Linked DNA regions of Homo sapiens: all the other regions are linked to region 1. Evidence: chromatin loops called from intact Hi-C (ENCODE). Cell type or tissue: heart right ventricle. All regions are shown on one strand.

Region 1 (8,000 bases):
ATTAATGGCTGGGTAGATGGAAGGATCAATAAATGCGTGGAAGTGTGGATGGGTGGATGGGTGGATGGATGGATGGATGGATGGATAGATGGATGGATGGATAGATGGTTGGGTACATGGATGGTTAGATGGTTGGATGGAAAAATGGGTGGATGGATAGATGGTTAGATGAATGGTTGGGTGGATGGGAGGATCGATTAATGAGTGGATGAATGGGTGGGTGGATAGATGGATGAGTGGATGGGATGCATAGATGGGTGGGTAGGTGGATACATGGTTTGATGGAAAAATGGGTGGGTGGGTGGGTAGATGAATGGATAGATGGGTGGGTAGATTGTTGGATGGATGCATAGGTGAATGGACGTGAGGGTAGGTAAGTAGATGGATGGGTGGATGGATGGATGGATGGATGGATGGACTGGTGGGTGGATGAGTGGGTGGATGGGTGAATGGGTGGAAAAATGAATGGGCAGTATAGTAGCCATTCAGAGACTGCTAAAGTGCTGGAAAGTTGACACAGAGCTACGTAACAGTCTTATTTGATATTTACTAATAATACAGTTCCATGGAGAAAAACATCAGCTTATTTGACTTAAATATGACATGTATTTGCAAATCTCATGAAGAGAAACTCACACTGCTTTTCAAAAAATGGTCCTGCCCTGCAGTGGTGCTGACATCAAGCAGTGTCCCAGAGAGGGGAGGAAGCAGACACTGGCCAGAGATCCATTATAAGGGCTCTTGGCTCATTAACTTTCTACTTCCATCAGTGGCCTTGTCACCTCAGTTAACCTTCTTTCCATCTCATTTCACTCCCCCTTCTCCCAGAAATCCATGATACTTCCATTTTCTCTTCCATTAGGGCACAATTAGGAAGGTGCTTGGCATGTAAGGAAGGCCCAATAGATATTTGGCAGTGTTTATTAATGAATCCCACTGTTCTTCTGACACATCTATCCCCTCTAGTCCTTCACCCACGCAGCTACCAAAAATATCAAAACAGCATGAGATGTCATATTTTAATGTGTAACACAAATGAAATGTGGCCTGCTTGCTACTGATTTAAGGTCTAGCTTAGTCCTGTGACTCATTGCAAGTCAAACAACAAAAATCCTTGAAGAGTAAATAGCAAAATTTCCTAAAAATTTCCATTAGACTCTCTCTCCCTAAAGACCCTAATCGTTGCTTTCTTTCTCCAAAAACAAGACAAGGGTGGGGCTTTCTGAACTGGCTCCGGACACCCTCCCTCCTGCTCATCCAGACTTTTCTCTCCTCTTGCTCACTTCCTGCCATTTCACATGCAATCGAATTTCAACTTCCCAAATATATTGTGAGTTCCCCAGATCTTCTCACTCCTTTTCCATGATCAGTGCAATTAAGACATAGAAATCAGAAGGTCGACATGTGAAAAAAAATGCTCAACACCATTAATTGTCAGGAAAATGCAAGTTAAAACCACAATGAGGTATTACCCCACACCTGTCAGTATGGCTGTTATAAAAAAAAAAAATGATAACAGGTGTTGGCAAGGATGTAGAGAAGAGGGAACCCTTGTACATTATTGGTGGGAACATAAATAGGTAAAGCCAGTACGGAAAACAATATGGAGGTTCCTCAAAAATTAAAAATAGAACTAGCATATGATCCAGCAGTCCCACTACTGGCTATATATACAAAAGATATGAAATCAGCATGTCAAAGAGTTATCTACATGCCTGTGTTTACTGCAGCATTACTCACAATAGCCAAAATAGGAAATCAACCTAAGTGTCCAGCAACAGATGAGTGGATAAAGAAAATATGGTGTAAATACACAATGGAATACTATTCAGCCACTAAAAAAAGGAAACCTTGTGTTTGCAACAACATGGATGAGCCTAGAGGACATAATATAATGTTAAATGAAATAAGCCAGGCACAGAAAGACAAACACCACATGATCTCACTTACATGTGGAGTGTTAAATGTCAAATCATATAGAAACAGAGAGTAAAATGGTGGCTACAGGGAAAGAGGAAGTAGAAACGGGAAGATGTTGGTTAAAGAGTATCAAGCTTTGGTTAGACCACAGGAATAAATTCTGGAGAGCTATTTTACAGCCTGGTGACTATAGTTAACAAATGTTAATAATAGCAATGTATGCTTGAAAATTGTGGCCCAGGTGCAGTGGCTCATATCTGTAATCCCAGCACTTTGGGAGGCCGAGGCAGGTGGATCACCTGAGGTCAGGAGTTCGAGACCATCCTGGCCAACATGGTGAAACCCCATCTCCACTAAAAATAGGAAAACTAGCCAGGAATGGTGGCAGGCACCTGTAGTCCCAGCTACTCGGGAGGCTGAGGCAGGAGAATTGTTTGAACCTGGGAGGCGGAGGTTGCAGTGAACCAAGATCGCGCCACTGCCCTCCAGCCTGGATGACAGAGGAGACTCCATCTCAAAAAAAAAAAAAAAAAGGCTAAAAGATTAGCTCTTAAATGCTCTCAACACAAAAGCGTGATAAGAATGTGAGGAGATGGATACGTTAATTAGTTTGATTTAGTCATTTCACAATGTATACCTATATCAAAACATTGAATGTTATACCATAAACATATACAATTTTCACTTGTCAATTATACCTTAATAAATCTGGAAAAAATTAAAATTTAGAAAAGAATATCTCACAATTATAATATTCTTTTAGATATGCTTTTCTGGAATCATTTCCTTTGTATGTTACGGATTAATGTATAATATATGAACATTACAGCAAGGTAATTCAATCTTTGCCTTCCGATCTTTGTGCTGTTGTTATCAATAATTTTATTTCCACATATGTTAGACATGGTTACTATCTTTGCTTTAATCAGTCAAATATATTTTAATAAAAGTTTAAGATGAGAAATAAAAACTAAAATAAAATAGAAGCCAGGGAAAGTCTTGGAATAATTGTTTTTAGTATCTGTCACATGTGATTTGTTGCAGTTAGATTTCATCAAAATGCATTGGCTTTATTTGGAGAAGGCCATGGCAATGTTGGAGCCCAAGCAGCATAGATAATGTGCGTATATTTGGCACTAGGGGGCGATATAGCATTGCTTTCAGCCCTTCACTGTCAGCGCACACGCAAAATAAATGAATTCCCGCTAAGGAAAATCATTCCCAACTTTTCTTCTGCATCTCAAGTCATTGGCTCTTACGTCACTTGGCAAAGCACTCTGAACAGCAGGCCTCGAAGGTCCATTCTTTAAGTTACTGATTTATCGATTTTGTTTGCTGGTGTTTTCACTTAATCCTTGGTTTGCTTTCACTGAGCTCTGAGAGTTTTTTTAAATTGGTCAGTCTTGCTAGAATTCCAAACATACAAACAAAAAAAAACTCTACTGTTTACAGTAATCTACCATGGATCTAGTGGTTGTCTGGATTCTGGCACAGGGACTGGCTCTGGGGGGCAGCTGAATTCTGATGGAAGAAAGCACTAATGCTAATGTGGAAGGCCTGCGCTTGGCTGAGTCCCAAAGGAAGCAATTCCAGGCCCTGACCCCAGGCTGGGCCCCTGTTTCTCGGTCACAAGGGAGGCCAGCTAAGACTTGTGCAACCCGGCTCGAAGGATGTCGAAGCACCCTCAATTTCATATGCAAATGAGAGCCAGTCCAAAAAAGGATTGCAGGGTTTCCCAGAAGGTCCAGCTCCTTGGAGGATTATGAAGCCGCCAGCTGATTTCACATTCCACCTGATTTACAGCATTAACTGCAGATTTTTTTTTAAATATCTAATACGATATGATGCCTACGTGTATCAAGATGGCTCTAAGGAGCTTTAATTTGCATTGGGTTTTTTGGTTTTGCTCAGTCATAGCATGTTCTAGGAGCTACTTGTATCAATATCAAGAGGGTAAGTCCCACCAGCACTCTCAGGAGGAGGCCTTCCTGTAGGTATTCAGGCCCTTGGAAGAAGGGCTGTTGGCCCTAGAATTTACCAAAGGGGCAGAACTCAGGCCCTCTGTATTCTGACGGTGAAGTTTGTGGTTCCCCAAGGAGGAGGAAGAGATGACACAGGTGCTCCCCAGGTGTCTCTTGCCTCCTGGAATGGCCGCCAGAAGAAGTGAAACAGCTGAGCTATGAAAGCTGTAAACTCAGGAGCACAAGGAGGGCAGGGGCTGGGTCCTCCCTCAGAGAACCACAGTAATGAGCACAGAACTCAGTCTGCACCAGGTCAGCATCTCTGTCAGATGGTGCTGGACCAGGCGTCCTCCCTACCAGGGCCACCACTTGGGATGTTGGACGTGAGGCTCACAGAAGCAAGTAGGAGCTGAGATCTTGCCCAGATTTCCTGTGCCACACAAAGAGTCCACAGGGCTGTGCATGCCCAGACGGGCATTCCTCCCTAACTTCTGGAAAGTCCCTGGGGGACTTAGAGGTGGCTCTGACATTGACACGGTGTGGCAAGGAGGAGCTGTGGCAACGGCGAACTGATTAAACTTTGGCTTCACCACCCAACTCCCTACCACCTCCCACCTTAGACACTATAACCCTCAAGTTTTTAAACAACTGGGGGAGCAGGTAGCCCTAAGAAGGAGATACCAGCCTTTCTGCTAGTCAAGAATGACTTCGGAGCTGGGTGTGGTGGTGTGGCCTGTAACCCCAGCCACTTGTGAGGCTAAGGCAGGAAGATTGCTCAAGCCTGGGCATTCGAGGCCAACCTGGGCAACATAGACAGACCTCGCCTCTAAAAAAAATTTTAATAATGATCTTGGGTTAGTTTTCATTTTTTAAGAGATGATGAGACCACGTGTGTGCTGCAAGTTTGTGAAATAACGCATCAATAGCGCTCAGAGTAACACTCAGACGGCAAAGAACTTATCATAATGCCTTTTTTAATGCCAAAATGAGTCTTAGAGAGATTAAGTGACTGTTGCACAGATAATAAATGAAAGAAATGTGAGTACCCAGTTTCTCTCCCCAGTACTCTAATTGATAGATTTTGGAGCAATAGTCCTGCTTTAATAATTAATTCATATTGCTGCATGGATGAGCTATGGGATATTATAGCCAATTCTACCATAAAATATATCATTAAAAAATTTTTTGCAAACTAATTCTTAATTTGGCTAGCTGAGACCTTGGACTAATTCCTGGAACCAAACCCTCTCATTTCTACATCTGCATGGTGACAGGATTGACAGGCGATTTCCAAGGGCCCTTTCAACTGCAGAATTCCCATAGTCTGAGCAAAAATAAGCATTGACTATACAACAGAAATTAAAATAGCTTTACAACAACACTGCCAGGAATTATTCTCCAGATCGTGCAGATGAGAAAACCAAGGCTTTGAGAGATGAAGCCTCTTGGACAGGATCACTCAGCTGGTCAGTAGAGAGGCAGGATCATGAGCATGTGGCTGCGAAGCCCACACTCCATTGACACCCTACATGACCTGCATCAAACAAAATACTCTTCCCTTGGTTTCCCCGCCAATGTTACACACTATGATTCGGTCCGACATACTCTGGGAGAACTCACCACCAGTAGGAGTATGTTCAAACATGGTCACTCAAGGAATGGGGAGTTTGGTGGGGAATTGAGAGTACAGACGATGTGTACAGTGAGAGGCATTATTTGACCAGCAGGCCTGGAAGGAGGAAGGGCTGCCATGGAATCAGGGGATTCAGTCCCCTGGAAGGTTCTGAAAGGCAGCTCAGAGCAGAGGCAGTAAACTAGTGGCCTGCAAGCCATATGTGGCCACAGCTGTGTTTTTGGTGAGCAAAGCACATTTTTAAATTGAATGAGTTGCCAACATTTTTAGATTTTTTTTTTAATCCAGATTTGTAACCCAGGCGGTGCTGGAACTTAACAACAATAAGCTGGAGTAGAGGAGCCCCATCCCCCTGGAGCTCTGCATCTCTAAAGTCACCATCCTGTCTAGTTTTATTAATTTAAGTTAGCTGCCTCTTCAACCACTCCCCATAGGCAGTTGAGGTTAAGACCCTTGTTCTGGAGGCATTGAATTGGCGGGGAAGAGAGCAGCTGTAGCAAGTGGCGGGGGGTGGGGGGTAAATGTCAGAAAGGACCAAAGGATGCTGCTGAAGACAACTTCCCATAATTCAAAATTTTGCAAATGAAGACTGGCCAGATTCTGTGCAATTAAGAACCTGGCCCAGTCCAGGGAAGGGCGCCAGCCTGGCGTAAAGAAGTTTTGAACGTGATCCCGATGCGAGTGCTCACAGCAATGAGAATTAGCTCCAGAACCTCCCCTTCCGCTTCACCTGCTCATAGGTTGTTCTGCTCTCTGATATCCTATTCCCAATCCTTGCTTAATGTGTAGATTCTATCCTGCCCCATTCCTCCAACAAGACTCTCTAAAGTCCCAGTCTTGGGACTCATTCTTGGGTTCTAGCGTTCACTTCTTTTGTCTTGGAGTCTGGTGCCCTGGTTGTGTAAGTCACAGTACTGTGTCACTTTTAAAATTTCTCTGGATTGCAAATAGTTTGTTGGGTAAAGATTGTTGTCTGTCTCATTATTGCATTCTGAGGGGGAAGGGGGAATATCCCCTGAGGATTCAGAACCAACACTTGGACCTTACTCAAGCCCAATTATATATATGTATACGCGTATATGTGTGTATATATATGTTAGAGTATATATATACATATATAAACACACCTGTATACTCTAGATACCTTTAATCCAAGAAATTCAACAAATTAATAGAAAAGCTAGCCCCAATCTTATGATACCTCTGAGGCTCCAGGAAGAAGTATACATAAAACCTTTCCAAAGAGCATATCCCCCAACAAGACCGCACTGCAGTCCTAGATGTAAAATCCCACTGGAAAATCAGCTCTCAATTCAAGATTATAAAATTCACAAGAAAAAAAATGCACCAAGAACAAAAGTCTGCATATACAACAAATATCAAGATTAGATCCTCTAAAGTTTCATTTAACAGAGCCATCTGAGTATAAATAAATATGTTTAAGATTAATTTTAAAAATAGAATTAAAAAATTAAACACATAGATAAACATTCTGAAAAAAGAGCAAGTATATTTTAAGGGGGTCAAATAGAACTTTTAAATTTGTGAAAAAAGATTGTCATTGAAATAAAAAATTCAATTGATGGATTAAGCCACAAATTTGAGGTAGCTGAGTAGAAACCCAGTGAACATGAAGGAAGAGCTGAGGAATTTACACAGCATGAAGCACAGAGAATTAAAAGACAGAAAATACGAAAGAGAAGTTAAGCGATATGGAGGATAGGAAAGAAGGTCCAACATGCTTCTAATGAAAGTTCTAGCTGGAATGCATACAATGGAATACTATACTGCAATAAGAATGAACAAATTACAATACATACAGCATGGATGAATTTCACGAACATAATGTGGAGTGAAAGAGAATTAGAGTATGGCTTCATTTTTACACATTTGAAAAGCGGGTCACACTAATCTATGGTGAAAGAAGTGAAGATAGTGTTTACCCTTGATAAGAGGCAGACAGTGACCCAAAGGGGGCCTAAGGAGGCTTTGGGGGTGCTGGGGCTGTTCTGTTCCTGGGTCTTGGTGCTGGTTAAACAGGGATTTCTGTTTGTGAATATTCATCAGACTGAACACCTCTAATTTTTGTACTTTTTAATGTATTTTATGCTTCAATAAAACTTTCACTGAAGAGTAAAAAAGTTTGAGATAGAAAAGAGAAAACAGGACAGGGCTGAGAATGGGGGCTCACGCCTGTAATCCCAGCACTTTAGGAGGCCACAGCAGACAGATCACCTGAGGTCAGGAGCTTGAGACCAGCCTGATCAACATGGTGAAACCTCATCTCTGCTAAAACTACCAGCCTGACCAACATGGTGAAACCTCTTCTCTACTAAAAATACAAAAATTAGCCAGGCATGGTGGTGCATGCCTGTAATCCCAGCTACTTGGGAGGCTGAGGCAGGAGAATCTCTTGAACCCAGGAGGCAGAGGTTGCACTGAGCCAAGATGGCACCATTGCACTCCAGCCTGTGCAACAAGAGCAA
Region 2 (8,000 bases), 820 kb after region 1:
ATTTCCTGTTTTAAGTAAAGAGGATGTAGACCATTGTCTTTGGGTCTCTTGCAGTTTTCCACATCTTGTGAGCTGAAGATGCCTTTGGTCCAGACTGTCTTTATGAGGATATTTAGATGGCAAACAGCCTTGAAAGATAGAGATGGTGGCTCCCTGAAGTGAAGGACAGGCACGCCTATGCCCACCGTAAAAGATTTGGCTTTCCTAGGCTCAGAGCTCCTTCCCTTAGTGTAATACACAGTACATGCCGGTGTCCCCTGGCCCATTCTATGTCACCTTATGGGAATCAGGGGCTGGGAAACCCACACAAGAAAATGTTGATAATGCGGACACGTGGCTTTCCCCAGGAATCTCATGTCTTCTACTGGCATCATGAAACTGTGCAGGGTAACTTGTTAGCTTGAGAGAGGACGAAACATCACACTCTCCACCATCCTTGATGCCTCATACAGTCGTCTCTCCTCGACGCTCTTCTTTTTAGTTTTCCTGACATTTTTCCATGTCTACTTGTCCCTGTAAACTTAGAATTATCTAGTTCCAAAATGAAATCAATCAATTGAAGAAACAAAAGCTTCCAGTATTTTTATATGGAGTGTGTTAACTTTACAAGTTGATTGAGGGAAAATCTGTCTTCGTTGTCGAATATTCTTCTTTTCCAGTCTCATGCTCGACTTTGTAATCTGGGTCCTTATTAATTACAACTGAATTATAGCCCTTCTAAGAATCAAATCTTGGATTTAGTTTTAAATAAGTGAAACCTTAGGATGAAGAGCATAATGGCCAAAATGTGGCCTGTCATTTAGCAGAACCTGGGCTCCATCTGAAAAGTGAGGCAATAACAGAGGCAATCCTGTAGGGCTACTGGGGAGACCACGTGCATGAAGGCATATGGGTCAGGCGTGAGGAGGGCTGGATAAATGGCAGCAACTGTTATTCTTATAACTGGTTCTTTGTTGTAATAGTGATCTTTCATCTCATTTGGTCCTAAAAGTCCCAGTTCTAACCATTGTAATATGTGCAAATCTGTACAGTGAGGAAAGTCAGAATAATTCTTGCAATATGGAAATATGATTTATTGGACTCCTGTTGAACACAAATTCATTAATTTGACTAATATGGTTATTATCATCTATAAATAAAATCATTTCCCTCAAATTTATCTTTTAATTGAAAAACATTTCACATTTCTCATGGAGGCCACTACTTAATCATTTTTACAGTGTAATGAGAATGAGAGCCCTGCTTATTCAGAGAGGGGTAGTAATTGATGGCTGTGTTCCCTAGCAGAACTATTATGCTAAATCTGGGTCATCCATCCTTGGAAATGTTTGGTTCATAGATTAAAACCGATAGAAGGCACTGCAATCTTCAGAGTTTTACTGGAATTTGGCAATTTGCTTCATTCTAAGATATATTTTTCAATTCCCAATATTTCATTTGGATACTAAGAGCCCTGCCTTTGAGGTCATAATCAAGTGACTGAGTGATTTCCATAATTACATGCTAATTTTTAAGGCCTAAATCTAAAAGCGCAAGGGGACGCCTGAGTTGTTAAGGGCAAACCACTGAGCACAGTAACCTCGTCCAGAGGCAGGAGCGAAACTCAGGCAAAGCCTGTGTGGGTCTCATGGAGAAGCCGGTGGGACTTAAGACACAGCGCCCTAGTCCAAAGACAATGCCCTCTCTTATCTGTGACCTGGACGCTCCCTCCCTGCTTCGAGTCTTCCTGCCTTCGCTTCAAGTTGTCCCGCCTTTCCAGATGGAACCAATGTACTTCTTACCTATATCATTGATGCCTCATGTCTCCCTAAATGTATAAAACCAAGCTGTGCCTTGACCGTCTTGGGCGCATGTTATCAGGACCTCCTGAGGCTGCGTCACAGGCGCGTCCTCAACCTTGGCAAAATAAACTTTCTAAATTAATTGAGGCCTGTCTCAGATGTTCTGGGTTCACAGTATGGACCACATTTTCTTTATCCAGTGTATCATTCATGGGCATTTGGGTTGATTCCCTGTCTTTGCTATTGTGAATAGTGCTGCGATGAACATATGTGTGCAGGTGTCCTTATAATAGAATGATTTATATTCCTTTGTCTACCCCTACTCTTAAACATAGAGCAGACAGCCAAGGGTCATAAGACATCGAATGAGATCTGCTATTTGAAAAACATACCAAAAAACAAGCACATCAGAAAAAAAGGCAACTTGGGGAAAATAGAGATTACGTAGGGTAAAAAAACTTCAAAATCCGTATGTCAACTGTCTGAAACTTCTAAGAGAAGACACTGTAATCAAGAAGTACAAGCTGGATACTATAATCAATAACAATTCAGGTAATTAAAAAGCCCTTTGGATTGAAGACTTGATGAAGGAAGTAAAAAATACATGAGAGAGCTTAGAGCATAGCTGAAGCAATCTCAAAGTAGAGGCTGGGCACGGTGGCTCACACCTGTAATCCCAGCACTTTGGGAGGCCAAGGCAGGTGGATCTCTTAAGGTCAGGAGTTCGAGACCAGCTTGGCCAACATGGTGAAACCCTGTCTCTACTAAAAATACAAAAAATTAGCTGGGTGCGTTGGCAAGCACCTGTAATCCCAGCTACTCGGGAGGCTGAGGCAGGAGAATGGCTTGAACCTGGGAGGTGGAGCTTGCAGTGAGCCGAGATCATGCCACTGTACTCCAGCCTGGAAGATAGAGTTAGACTGTCTCAAAAAAAAAAAAAAAAAAAAGTGAGAAAAAGAAGTAGGAGAGAAAGGATAAGAAAATTAGAGAGCTGGTCAAGGAGGACTAACCTCTAAATAACAGGAGTCCAGAGAGAACAGAGGAAGTGGAAGGGAGAAAATTAAAAATGAAAAATTCATAAAAATGTCCCACAATCAAAGGACATGAGTTTCCAGTTTGAAAGGGCCACTGGAGCATCAGCACAATGGTTAAAAATGGGCCCATGCCAGATATATCATCATGAAATTTCAAATTTCTAGAACCCAACAGATGATTCTACAAGCTTCTGGAGAGAAAAACATTCTTACACACAAGATCCATAACAATCAGAATGCCTTGGGCTTTTCAATAGCTGAAGCATTGAAAGCTGGAACAGTGGAGTGATACTTTCAAAATTGCCGGGGAACACTGGGCATGGTGGTGTATGCCTGTAGTCCCAGCTATTCAGGAGGCTGATGGGGGAGGATCGCTTGAGCTCAGGAGTTCTGGGCTGTAGTGTGCTATGCCAATCGGGTGTCCACGCTAAGTTCAGCATCAATATAGTGACCTCCTGGGGGTGGGGGACCACCAGATTGTCTAGGAAAGGGTGAATTGGCCCAGATTGGAACTGGAGCAGGTCAAAACTCCTATGCTGATCAATAGTGGGATCGTACTTGGGCATAGCCACTGCATGCCAGCCTGGGCAACATGGTGAGGGTCCATCTCTTTAAAAAAAATTACCAGGAAAAATGGTCTCCAGCTGGAATTCTATACACAGTCAAATGTCAAGCAAAAGAGAAGGGAGAATTCAAACATTTTCAGACCTGCAAGACCCTAGAAAAAGTTTACCTCCCCTATTACCTTTCTCAGGAAGTCACTACAGAAAAGTACCCCACCAAAAAAAGGGTCTTCTTTCTAAGTCAAGAAAGAAGATGATATGGGGTACAGGAGGTGACAAAGTGGTGAGATGAAGGGGACCCCAACATAGTTTTTTGTTTTGTTTTGTTTTTTGTTTTTTAACCCAAACCAAAAATGGTCAATACCCAACATAGTTTTAGAAGGATTTCTCTGAATTCTGCTGTACAATGGGCCTCCAGGTTGGAGTCCTTCAAAAGGTTCTTCAAATACTGAAATTAATAGAATACTCATCAGAGTTGACTAAAATATCAGCCTTCATTACTCTCTGCCTCCCTACTCTCTTTGTTTCTGCTTTGTGACACTTATCCACACCTGACGTTAGACTCTCTGTCAGTTTATCTGGCCTACATCCGTGCCTAGAAAATAGTAATGCTTACTAAATATTTGTTGAATGAATGAATAGATGAGGACATATGTAAAATAATGCAAACCCTGGCATGTAGGAAGTGCTTTGTCAATGTGAATTTCTTTCCTGAATTTCTCCTAATTCAGGTAAAGCCCGTTGCTTCCACAAGATGTCTGGTGCCATCTGGAGGAATTGCGATCCCTGCTGGAATCCCTACCTGAGTCCAGACAGACTGTAAGTCCGCTATGGCCAGTCCCAAGATTGAAACTTCTAGAAATACAAATACTCAGTTTCGGACAGGCCTTCTGATGTGTACGCACAAAAAATTCCTAATTTCTGACATTGAGAAAAGCCTTTTGTTGCCATGTTTTCCTACAAATGTGCTTTCCTGCCATCTTGTGGCCAATCTGGGGAACTTGCAAACAGTTTGCCCGGACCTCACTCAGTCTAAAGAAAAGCTCCGGGAGCTGGGCTTGCCCAGAGCCATTTGGCAAAGCACCTGTGGTCATTTGACCACACCCTGGGGCCATCCGGCTTCTCAGACGCCCATGTTTTCGAAACAGGAAGCCACTGAGGTCACTGCTCTGTTTGGTGGCTTCTGCTGGGGACAGCTGAGAGAAGTGCCTGACCTTTGTCCTCCCATTTAGACACAGCCCCACTATTAACCCTGTCATGGTTGGACCCCAAGGATTTGCTCTGAGCATTCCGTGAACACCTGCAAACTCCTTGAGGGCAGGGCTTTATCTATGTTTTACCCCCAGTGTATCATACAGCATTGAACACATAGTAGGTGCTTACTAAATAAATGTTGTTGAAGAGATACTATCATTGGAGCATCTAAGAGCACTTCAATGAGCCAAGTCCAAGCACTTTACATAGATTGTCTTATTAAATTAAAGTGACCAACTCATCCTGTTTGGCCAAGGACTGTCCTGAGAATCCTCTCAGTCCTGGACCAACGAGGGCAGTTGTTCGGTCCCCTTAATGCAAATTCTGGCAACACCTCTCTGACATTGACACTACCATTATCCCCATATTTCAGAGAGAGGACTGAGGCTCAGAATTCTAAGAACTTGCCCATTATCACACAGGTCCTAAGAGCTCCCTACTTAGGGACTTAAATCCAAATCTTGGACTCTGCGACCTCCGTTCTCACCACCGTTCTGTGCTATTCCCTGAGAGGCAGCGCAGGTCCTTGCGTCGCAGATGGGGCTGCCTGTCTCCAAGGCCTTCCCTGCTCCTATGACAGTGGAGGTGTGAAGGGGATTGGAAGTGTCCTCGAGTTCTTTCTGAAGAAACACATCAGGCAAATAACAGATTTATAAAGGTGAGCTGAGGGGCGGTGGGGAGAGAGAGAGGGAGAGACAGAAAACATGCTCTTCTTAGCAATTCCACCTTGATATGATTACAGACTGGAAGTCTATACCTAGACTAGTTAACCAGGAAGGCAGATGGGAACTTGGATTTCCTACTTCCCAACTGTGGTTTCTGTTTCAATCACAGACTACTGCAGTCACCTCTCTGTTGGAAACAAACATTGACTCTCTGCTTCCTCCCAAGGTGCAGGCACTCTCAGAATTCGAGAGAACAGAGGCACAGGAAAGCCATCATCAAGCTTGGGTTTGTCTCTGTCACTTACAGAGTTGTAGGATCTCGAGCAAGTTATTGAACCACAGTGTGCCTCAGTTTCCTCATCTGTGGCATGAGGATGCTGATATGCTTACCTCCAAGGGCTGCTCAGGGTATTAAATGAATAAAATGCTCAAAGCCCTTAGAACAGGCCATGCTGAAAGTAGCAAATATCTTTCTCTTGTCTCCCACATTTCATCTGTCAGAGAATCCTGTTGGCTCCATCAACCTCCAAAGTATATCCAGAATCCCACCACTTCTCACCACCACACTGCCACCTACCTAGCCAGAGCCACCCTCCTGGAAGGTCACTTGGGAACCTGCATGGACACTTGGCCCCTTTCAGTTTATTCTTTTTTTTTTTTTTTTTTTTTTTGAGACGGAGTCTCGCTCTGTCGCCCAGGCTGGAGTGCAGTGGTGCGATCGTGGCTCACCACTGCTCCGAACTCCTTGGCTCAAGGAATCCTCCTACCTCAGCTTCCTGAGGAGCTGGGATCACAGATGTGTGCCACCATACCTGGCTAATGTTTAAATTTTTTGTAGAGATGCGGTCTCCCTATGTTTCCCAGGCTGGTCTCCAACTTCTAGGCTCCAAGTAATCCACCTGCCTCAGCCTCCCAAGTACCCAAGTGGCTGGGACTACAGACGCGCCACCACGCCCAGATCACTTTATTCTTAAGACAGTAGCTAGAGGGGTCCTGCCACACAGCAGTCACGTGACTTCTAGGCTCAAAACCCTCTGTAGACATCTCAAAAGCCCAGGCTTTCACCCTGGCCTGCCCAACATGAAAGACACACCCTTTCTCTCCGCCCTCAGCAACTCGCTCCCCTCACTCCCCTGATCCTGTGTGCTGACCTCTCGCTCTCCCTCCTTCCCCCTCCCCACATCCTGTATGCCGGCCTCTCGCTCCCCTCACTCCCCTGATCCTGTGTGCTGGGCTCTGGCTCTCCCTCACTCCCCCTGATCCTGTGTGCTGGCCTCTCAAAGACACCAGGCATGCCCCGCCTCCGGCCTTTGCACGGCTGCCCCTCTGCCAGGCACTCTCTGCCCTCACCTTGTTGAAGTGGCTGCTCACATGCCACCATCCCAGGAAGCGCCCTCTGACCATCCTTTTCAGTCACAACCTCTGTCCCTCTGCTCTATTTTTTTTTTTTTAGATCCATGGCACCCAACACCTCCTACTATACCACATCATTTTCCATAATTTCCTTATTCAGCCCATTTGTTGCTTATGGTTCATCGGCTGCTGCGAGAATGCGAGTGTGCACAGAGGCAGGGGTCTGGCTTCTTTTTGTTCTGGGAGGTATCCCACCTGCCTGGCATGTGTCTGCCCTTGGTGCATGCTCGGTAAGCATGGGTAGAACAACTAGCACAGGGCAAGGGCTCACCCAGGGGCCTTTCTTGGCACCACAAGGGCCTTACCCCAACCCTGGGAAGCGGGCACTGTCTTTATTTTACAAATGGTGACGTTGACGCCTCCAGCGGCCTGCCCAAGCTCACAGCTCAAGGAAGGGAAGAACCAGGAGCATGATGTGTTTCCACCCTCGCCCTGCAGTCTCGCTGCAGCCCCACCCTCCCGAAAGCACGCGTTCACCCAGGCTGCAGGGTCTCTCCCTGTGTCCGCTTCTTGCCAGCACCTGCCTGCTGCCCGACCCCTCCCGCCTGCAGGCAATTTGCCCGTCTCCACTTGCCAGAGGCACCTCCCAGGCCACACCACAGAAAGCCTGCACACTCCGATTTACCTCCATGTCCCGTGTTGGTCACTGCTGTGGTTTGGGAGCCACCGCCCTCTGCTACTGACTTGGTGCCTTCCTGGACCTCCCTAGTGGGCTCATCTGTTTCATCTTTCTGTACACTCATTAGGGAAGATGGGCACACACACACAAGCACCCACGCACGCACGCACGCACGCACACTCTCTCGCTCCTGCTGTAGGTCCTTAGCAACTAACGACTAGTTGTGCCTGTTAGTAGCTGGGTGGGACTTATTCCAGATCCTTTCCAGGTTTGTAAATCAAATCAAGGACCTGAGTCAGACTCCGGACTTACTGAAGTTCAACCTTCCTGAAGACGAAAACAGGCTGAGCAGCATGGATGGCAAGGCCGTCTCTGCCCCAAGGCACCAGCTGGCGGACAGGATCTCGGTTCCATCTACCAGCCACTGCAAAGCAGGGACATGTGTGTCAACCGGGCCCTGGGACAGGTGGTCTGGGCCTCCCCTCTCTTCCCTGTGGTGATGGGGACAGGGAACTTTGTAGGAGAAACCTACGAAATGGAAACTGTGAAGGGAAATGCTTTTTTTTTTTTTTTTTTTTTAATGAGATGGAGTTTCACTCTTGTTGACCAGCCTGGAGGGCAGTGGGGCGATCTCGGCTCACTGTAACCTCCACCTCCTGGGTTCAAGTGAT
Region 3 (8,000 bases), 50 kb after region 1:
GCACACATGGAAACAGTACAGAGGCCAATGAGCGATGCACAATAGGGCCCCTGGGAACTCAACCGTGCACCCACATCTACAGCACATATCAGTCTCTCTGCTTCTGGGGATTATCTACACACTGCAAGTGGTAAATTGGTTAGTAGTTACCAATTCTGTCACAATCGAATGTTTGTGCTCCTCTAAAATTCATGTTGAAACTTAGTTTCCAATGTAATAATATTAAGATGTAGGGCCTTAAGGAGGTGATTTGCTCATAAGGGCATCTCCCTCTTGAATGGGATTAAGGCATTTATCAAAGAAGCTTCACCAGGATTCTGCCCTTTTTGCCCCTGCACCTTCTGCCATATGAGGACACAGTCACAAGGTGCCATCATGCAAGCAGACAGCACAGCCCCTACTAGACACCAAGTCTGCTGGCACCTTGATCTTGGACTTCCCAGCCTCCAGAACTGTAAGAAATAAATTTCTATTCTTTATGAATGACCCAGCCTCTGGTATTTTGTTATAGCAGTGCAAATGGACAAACACATACAAAATACCAGAGCCTGGGTAATTTATAAAGAACAGAAATTTATAACTATGGATAAAAGTCAGTATAACACTAGCCCATGCTGTGGTAACAAATAGACACCCAAATCTCACTGGGGTGTCACAGCACAAGTCAACTTCCACTATTCACAAAATGTCTAGTGCAGGTAAAGAGCTCTCCAGGGATGTTTTTTTGATGTAATGACTAAAGATAGAGGCTGCTTCCGTTGTGTGGCTCCTCCATGTCAAAATGGTCACACAAAAGAAGAAGATGATGAAAAGCCTATGCCTGTTTTTAACTGTCTCAGTCCAAAAGTGACAAAAATTCATTTTTCTCATGGCCCATCAGCCTGATCTAGATACATGGCCCCAGTTCAACTATGAGTGAGATGAAGAACTAGGGGAGCCCATGGAATATTTAGTGAACATTACTGTCTCAAGCATACAACCAATTTTTTTTTTTTGAGACAGAATCTCACTCTGTCACCTAGGCTGGAGTGCAGTGGCTTGATCTCAGCTCACTACAACCTCCGCCTCCTAGGTTCAAGTAATTCTCCTTCCTCAGTCTCCCAAGTAGCTGGGATTACAGGTGCATGCCACCATATCTGGCTAAGTTTTGTATTTTTAGTAGAGACAGGGTTTCACCATGCTGGCCAGGCTGGTCTCGAACTCCTGACCTCAAGTAATCTGCCTACCTTGGCCTCTCAAAATGCTGGGATTATAGGCGTGAGCCACCATGCCTGGCCACAACCAAATTTTTTTAATGGAACCAGAGGACCAGTTACAGAATGCCACTTGTATAGTGATACAGCTATACCAACAAGGCACATAACAATATATTTTATTGTGTAAATTAATTAAGAGCTCCACATATTTATATTAAAATAAAATCCCTATTCATGCAATTGATCTTTATCATTTTCAAGGAAAGCAAGTCCTGTAAAGAAAGTGTGTTTTTATTTCGTACAAAGCAATGAGGTGTTATGACTTGGCTTTGGAAGAAAGTTCTTAAAATAATACATCAGGCTCATCTGTTGAGGCCGTCCCTTCTGCTGCAGCTTGCTATTGCCCAGTTTTCTATCTCTTATAATAGTAACCAGCTTTGAAGCCAAAATAAACTCTCTAGTTCTCTAGAACACCCCATCTGCCTCATCCTTCAACACCAGGAGTCCTTCCAAAGCTCTTAATGGCTGAGGCAATGCATACTATAAATTAATTGTCATGTGGCTTCATTCCATCAAGGCTAAAAAGATGTGCCCATTTCATCATTGTTGCAAGAATAAAGTTTTTAATTTCACACAGCAATCTTTCCCAGATCACTAGCTTAAAGACTATCTTTGGTATGGTAAATGAAATAGTCATTCCGCACGTGAAAAATAATCTGAGACTCTAAAAACATTCCATTGGGATCAAAATAATATCAAAAAAGAATGGTCACAAAAATGTTTTACCTCCATTAACAAAGGCATCTATTCTATTTGTTAGCACACAATCATAATTTCGTTATAGCCCTTTCTTTGTATCTCTAGGAAAATAATAAGAATTGCAAAGTGTAATTTTTGTAACTTATAAATAATGCTTTTACAAATTAGAATTCTGATAACCCCTTAAAGGTTATGACCCCCAAAACTTATAAAAATTACATTGGGCTGGGCACGGTGGCTCACACCTGCAATCCCAGCACTTTGGGAGGCTGAGGCAGGCAGATCACCTGAGGTCAAGAGTTTGAGACCAGCCTGCCCAACACAGTGAAACCCCGTCTCTACTAAAAATACAAAAATCAGCCGGGCATAGTGGTGGACGCCTGTAATCCCAACTATTCGGGAGGCCGAGGCAGGAGAATCACTTGAACCTGGGAGGCAGAAGTTGCAGTGAGTTGAGATCGCACCACTGAACTCCAGCCTGGGCAACAAGAGCAAAATTCTGTCTCAAAAAAAAAATTGCATTGACTTTCTCTCAAAACTAGAAAAGTTTTGAAGTATGAAGTTAAAAATATAATTGGAAGATGACATATAGTCAACTCTCCTTACTCTTATGAGTTCTCCCTAGAGATACAAATGGAACTTTGGTTCTTCTAGTATCTCTCCCATGTGTTACATCATGGCATCATATTCAAATCAAAGAACTAGAACTGGGAAGTGCCAGCAGCTAGCAATAGATACCAAAATAGCTTCTCTTTTTCAAATTTTTACAATCACTAACATTGAGAAATGGTTACCCAGTACAGAGTTAGGTGAAAACACGTACACACATATATAGACATTTATTTAATTACATGTATACCCTACCACAAATATCTATGTGGTCTCTTGTCTTTTTACTAGATTCACTACAGTATAACATAAGATACTTTGGGCTGTGAATTGGAGAAAAGAAAATCCTTATTGTCTTAAATGATGGGGAAATTAATTGACTCACATAATCATTGAAGTCTGTAGCAGTGTTTCTCAAAATATCTGTGGACAGTTGTTCTTGAATTGATTTAATTTTTCAATTCAGTGCAGATTGCTACATGGTTATAAAGCACAAGATTTGTACACAGTTTGCACAACTTACAACTCATCCATTTGTTGGACAACACCCCAACTAGTCTAGAGCCTATTTGGCTAGATAAGTGCATTGACCACACACTTGGAGGCGATTGCAATATCAAATCCCTACAAAAATTCCTAAGCATGTCTCTCAATTTCTATGTCTATGTCATCATAGAATGGTAACAAACAGTTCCCAGACACCCTACATTTTGAGTGGCCCTGGTCTAGAGATAGGTTGGGCATTCACAAGGTTCTTGTTCCATCTCCCTGGCATTTTTTAAGTTTTCCTCCTTTGTGTGCCAGCTGCCTCCTCGGGCTGGAAGGAAGATGTGTGCAATGGTCCCAGTCTTAATATGTGACAACATCCAGAAGAGATAGGTCACTTCAAAGCAACAGCAAAAGAGCAAAGAAAACCTCTCCTGGGAGGCTCTAGCAAACTTTCTGCACATCTCATTGTCCTTAATTGGATCACGTGTCTATTCCCGAACTTATGACAGGCAAGAAAAAGGGGATTACTCTTGGAGCAATTGGGCCCCCTCCTGGAGCTAGGGGTGGGAATCCATCCTTGGGGCATGTGAGTTGCATAATAGAGAGTAGAGAGTGTGTTGCATTAAACATAAAATTGGGTTTATGTGGTAAACGTGGGAAGGAGGAATGGATGATAGGGAGACAATCAACAATGTTGGAAGTATTTTAACTAGGCTTTTGTATAATTATTAGTCAATCAAAGGATATTATTAAGTAGTCATTAATTTAGTAGCTTTGTATCGAACTTGGGCACACAGAAAGCCTGACTTACCCTAACATTTCCAGCACCTGAGGAAAGAATCCTATCGACCCTATGTTCTCCAATCATTGTGACCAAGAGAAAAGGATTTCACAGAACAATTCTGGCTGCTTAAGAGAGGAATTGGCAGGGTATCCTTATGGATTTGAGAGTGAGCAGTTACTAGGGAGGGGGAGGTCATGTGAACTGGGCAGATGCTTCAGAAAATGTCCCCACAATCATTTAAAAATTAACTCCATAACTCTCTCCTCCTTAAGTGTGAGTTTTGCACAGTGACCTCCTTTCAAAGAGTACAATGTGGAAGGGAGGGGAGAAACTTGATAGTGGAGAAATCTCACAAACAGCACTACAGCCAGGTGGTCAAATTCAAAATCAACAGTGATAGATCACGTTGATAGTATGTACCCTTGATGTGATATGATGACAATGGTACTTAGCATCTGTGGCCTTCCTCCCAATAACCCATTACCTCAGTCTAATCATGAAAATATCAGACATCCATGTGTGGGCAGGAAATGAAATAAAATATTTAAAAACTAAAAAATAAAATAACAAAAAAGAAAACATCAAACAAATCCCAGCTGATGGACGTTCTACAAAGTAACTGACCAATAATTCTCACAACTGTCAAGGTCATAAAAAAAGTCTGAAAAACTGTCACAATGAAGAGCACCCAAGGAAACGTGACAAATAAATGTAATGTAGTGTCCTGGATGTGTTCCTGAAAGATAAAAAGATAATTAGATAAAGACTAAAGGCACCTGAATTAAGTATGGGCTTCAGTTAATAATAATTTATCAATATTGGTTAATTAATTGTAGCTAATGTACCCTACAAATGTAAGATGTTAATAATGGGGAGATGGGAACTCTGTACTGTGGGCTTAAATTTTCTGTAAATCTAAACATACTCTAAAAAACAAAGTCTACAGCCTGGGCAACATGGCAAAACCCTGTCTCCACAAAAAATACAAAAGGCCAGGTGTGGTGGCACACACCTGTAGTTCCAGTGACTTGGGGGACTGAGATGGGAGAATCGTTTGAGACTAGGAGGTCAAGGCTGCAGTGAGCCGTGATCATGCCACTGCATTCCAGCCTGGACAACAGAGAAAGACCCTGTCTCAAAACAAAGTCTATTCATTTTTCTAAATTGCATGCTACTAAATAGGTGTTTAAAATTATTTTTTGATGGGTATAGAGTTTCAGTTTCAGATGAAGAAAAAGGTCTGGAGATGGATGGTGATGATGGTTGCATGACAATGTGAATGTAAGTAATGCTATAGAGCTAGTACACTAAAAATGGTTAAAATGGTAAATTAAGTATATTTTACCAAAATTTAAATGTATCTTAATAAAGTATACAATTATATTGGTGTTACTACCCAGTTTAATGACAGGTTTCATAGGTATGTGTTCTCTGTTCCGAAGGAATTCCAATATGTTGAGCATGAATATCAATGTAGAGTCCAACTATAAGTCAAAATCTCAGTAAGTTTTGGTTAGTGAAGGTGATATGATTTGGCTCTCTGTCCCCACCCAAATCTCATGTTGAATTGTAATTCCCAATGTTGAGGGAGGGACCTGGTGGGAGGTGATGGGATCATGGAGGCAGATTTCCCCCTTGCTGTTCTTGTGATAATGAGAGAGTTCTCACGAGATCTGATGGTTGAAGAGTGTGTGGCATTTCCCTCTCTCCTGTGCTCCCATGGTTTGATGTGCTTGGTTCCCCTTTGCCTTCTACCATGATTGTAAGTTTCCGGAGGCCTCCCAGTCATGCTTCCTGTTAAGCCTGCCCAACTGTGAGTTAATTAAACCTCTTTTCTTCATAAATTCCCCAGTCTCCGGTAGTTCTCTATAGCATTGTGAGAACAGACTAAAGCAGAAGGATGGGGAAACTTTCCAGAAAAGGTGTAACTTAAAATCCTTCTAGAAGAAAGGGAAGAATTTAGCTGAGAGGAATATGGGTGATATTTAATTTCACAACACTGGAAAGAATTAGGCTTCTAACTGATATTGGATTTCAATCTGCTTGAGGTCCACCACCCTGCACACTTTTGTAAGTAAACCTTCTTCAAATTATCCAAATTTGAGTGAGTCACCTGTTTCTTGTTGGGACCCTGACTGATATTTTCTTGGGAAATATTTTCTTGGGAGTCGATCTTGGGAAAAATTAAAAAGAAGACTATGGGTCAAATGACGTTTGATGAGAAGCCTTTGGAGAGAATCATACATTAACATATAATTTGGAAGCTCAAAAAGGTGTTCGTTATTGTCCTTCTCAATAACATGAGAAAACAGAGACTGTCCATATAGGTTATCCCTGTTCCTACTTTGGAGCTTAGAGCAGAATACAAAACAGTGGAAAATGGATCTGGAAGGGCAAATGAAAGCTATTTAACACATTCGATAGGTCTCATCACTCATTCTCCTTCCACTGAAACAACCCCTCTACCTCCTCCCCACAGTTTAGGGAGGACCTCAGCTAATACTGGGGAAATGATTGAGAAAAATGTTACAAAAAAAATTGTAGGTGCATCAATTGTGGTACTTCTGACTATAAGAAGAGTAGACCCAACTAATAGAAGTTAAAATAAAAGATTATTTTATAATAAGTCCAGAAGAAAGACAAGTTCAAGCCTAGGTAAATCCATGATCCTACTATGTCCTCAAGAGCCAGGGGCTTTTTCCATCTCGGTAGCATGAGAGCAAAATCTCCTCTTGGCTGCAAGATGACTGCAGATGTTCCAGGTCTCACACACTAACTCAACAACCTCTAGTCAAAAATAGCAGCATTTCACCCTAGGGTTTTCTTTGTTTTAGTGAGGAAAATCTCTCCCCAAATCTTCAAATAAGATACCCTCAGATCCCATTAGCCAGAACTCAGCCTCAAACCATTTCCTAGGAATGTGAATGAGGTTGTCACTTAAGTCAATCACAATTTACCTCCTGGGACTGTGAACGAGCCACAGATTCAAAGTTTCTACCAACAAGGAAAAAGGTGGTAATTGCTGCAAGGTAATATCCAACATTTCTGTATCGAGGGAGGGAAATACAACACTTTTTCCTCAAAGAACCAAAGAACAGGCTTTCGTGTAGCTTCTTCCTTCTTCCCCCATAAGCTGGAGAGATCGCCAAAGTAAAATTTTTAGTAAAAGGAGCACCAAAAATTTATCTTCCTTTCCACATCTCTGCCTTTAAGAAAATATATTATGGTGATTTTTGCTTTTGTTCTTTACTTTTTTGGCTGTTTACCACCTTTGGGGATATAACAATAAATAAACCAAAGCCCCTGAATTCTAGGAGCTCATGAATGATGTCAAGAGAGTGGTAAGTTTTTAATCCTTCTTGAGTTAATTTTTGTATATGGTGAAATGTAAGGGCCCAGTTTCATTCTTCTGTATATGACTAGCCAGTTACCCTAGTGCCATTTATTGAATAGGGAGTCTTTTCCCCATTGCTTCTTATTGTCAATTTCAGTGAAGATCAGATGGTTATAGACCATCTATAAAAATCTAGAGTCTAAAACTATAAAAATCCTAGGAGCAAGCCTAGAAACTACCTTTCCAGATATTGGCCTTGGTAAAGAATTTATAACTAAAAGTCCCCAAAAGTAATTGCAACAAAAACAAAAATTGATGAGTGGGACATAATTAAACTAAAGAGCTTCTGCACAACAAAATAAACTATCAACAGAGTAAACAGACAACCTACAGAATGGGAGAAACTACTTGCAAACTATGCATCTGACAAAGGTGTAATATCCATAATCTATAAGGAACTCAAACAATTCAACAAGCAAAAAACAAATAACCGCATTAGGAAAAGTGGCAAAGGATATGAACAAATATTTCCCAAAAGAAGACCTACATGTGGCCAACAAACATATGAAACAAATGCTCAATATCTCTAATCATTAGAGAAATGCAAATCAAAATCATACTGAGATACCAGGTCATACTAGTCAGAATGGCTATTACTAAAAAGACAAAAATTAACAGATGTTGGTGAGGTTTCTGGGAAAAGGGTACACTCACACAACGTTGGCAGGAATATAAATTAGTTCAGCCAGCGTGGAAAGCAGTTTGGAGATTTCTCAAAGAACTAAAAATAGAATTACTATTTGGCCCCGAAATCCTATCACTGGGTATG

What was found. A loop is a pair of places that touch in the nucleus more often than their neighbours do. Peaks named below come from ENCODE experiments on the same cell type or tissue, not always from the same donor. Only the 100,000 strongest peaks of a DNase experiment are listed, where the experiment ranks them.
Region 2: it touches region 1 in a loop (10-fold over the local background); 64 of 110 quality-filtered maps call a loop at or near these places.
Region 3: it touches region 1 in a loop (2.7-fold over the local background); 29 of 110 quality-filtered maps call a loop at or near these places.

Annotation. Positions count from the first base shown.
Region 1 is chr13:97,852,632-97,860,631 of GRCh38, forward strand. No RefSeq gene overlaps it. Among named protein-coding and RNA genes, the nearest start is that of IPO5, 97 kb to the right of the region's middle. RefSeq lists enhancers at 3,846-3,915, 3,946-4,065, 4,086-4,185. In heart right ventricle, a CTCF peak has its summit at 3,060 (motif pointing right); a DNase peak (open chromatin) is centred at 3,095; H3K27ac peaks cover 394 bases.
Region 2 is chr13:98,668,853-98,676,852 of GRCh38, forward strand. It overlaps the pseudogene RN7SL60P. Among named protein-coding and RNA genes, the nearest start is that of SLC15A1, 80 kb to the right of the region's middle. In heart right ventricle, a CTCF peak has its summit at 4,361 (motif pointing left); a DNase peak (open chromatin) is centred at 4,499; H3K4me3 peaks cover 328 bases; H3K27ac peaks cover 906 bases.
Region 3 is chr13:97,902,600-97,910,599 of GRCh38, forward strand. No RefSeq gene overlaps it. Among named protein-coding and RNA genes, the nearest start is that of IPO5, 47 kb to the right of the region's middle. In heart right ventricle, no CTCF peak of the experiment used is centred here; no DNase peak of the experiment used is centred here; H3K27ac peaks cover 753 bases.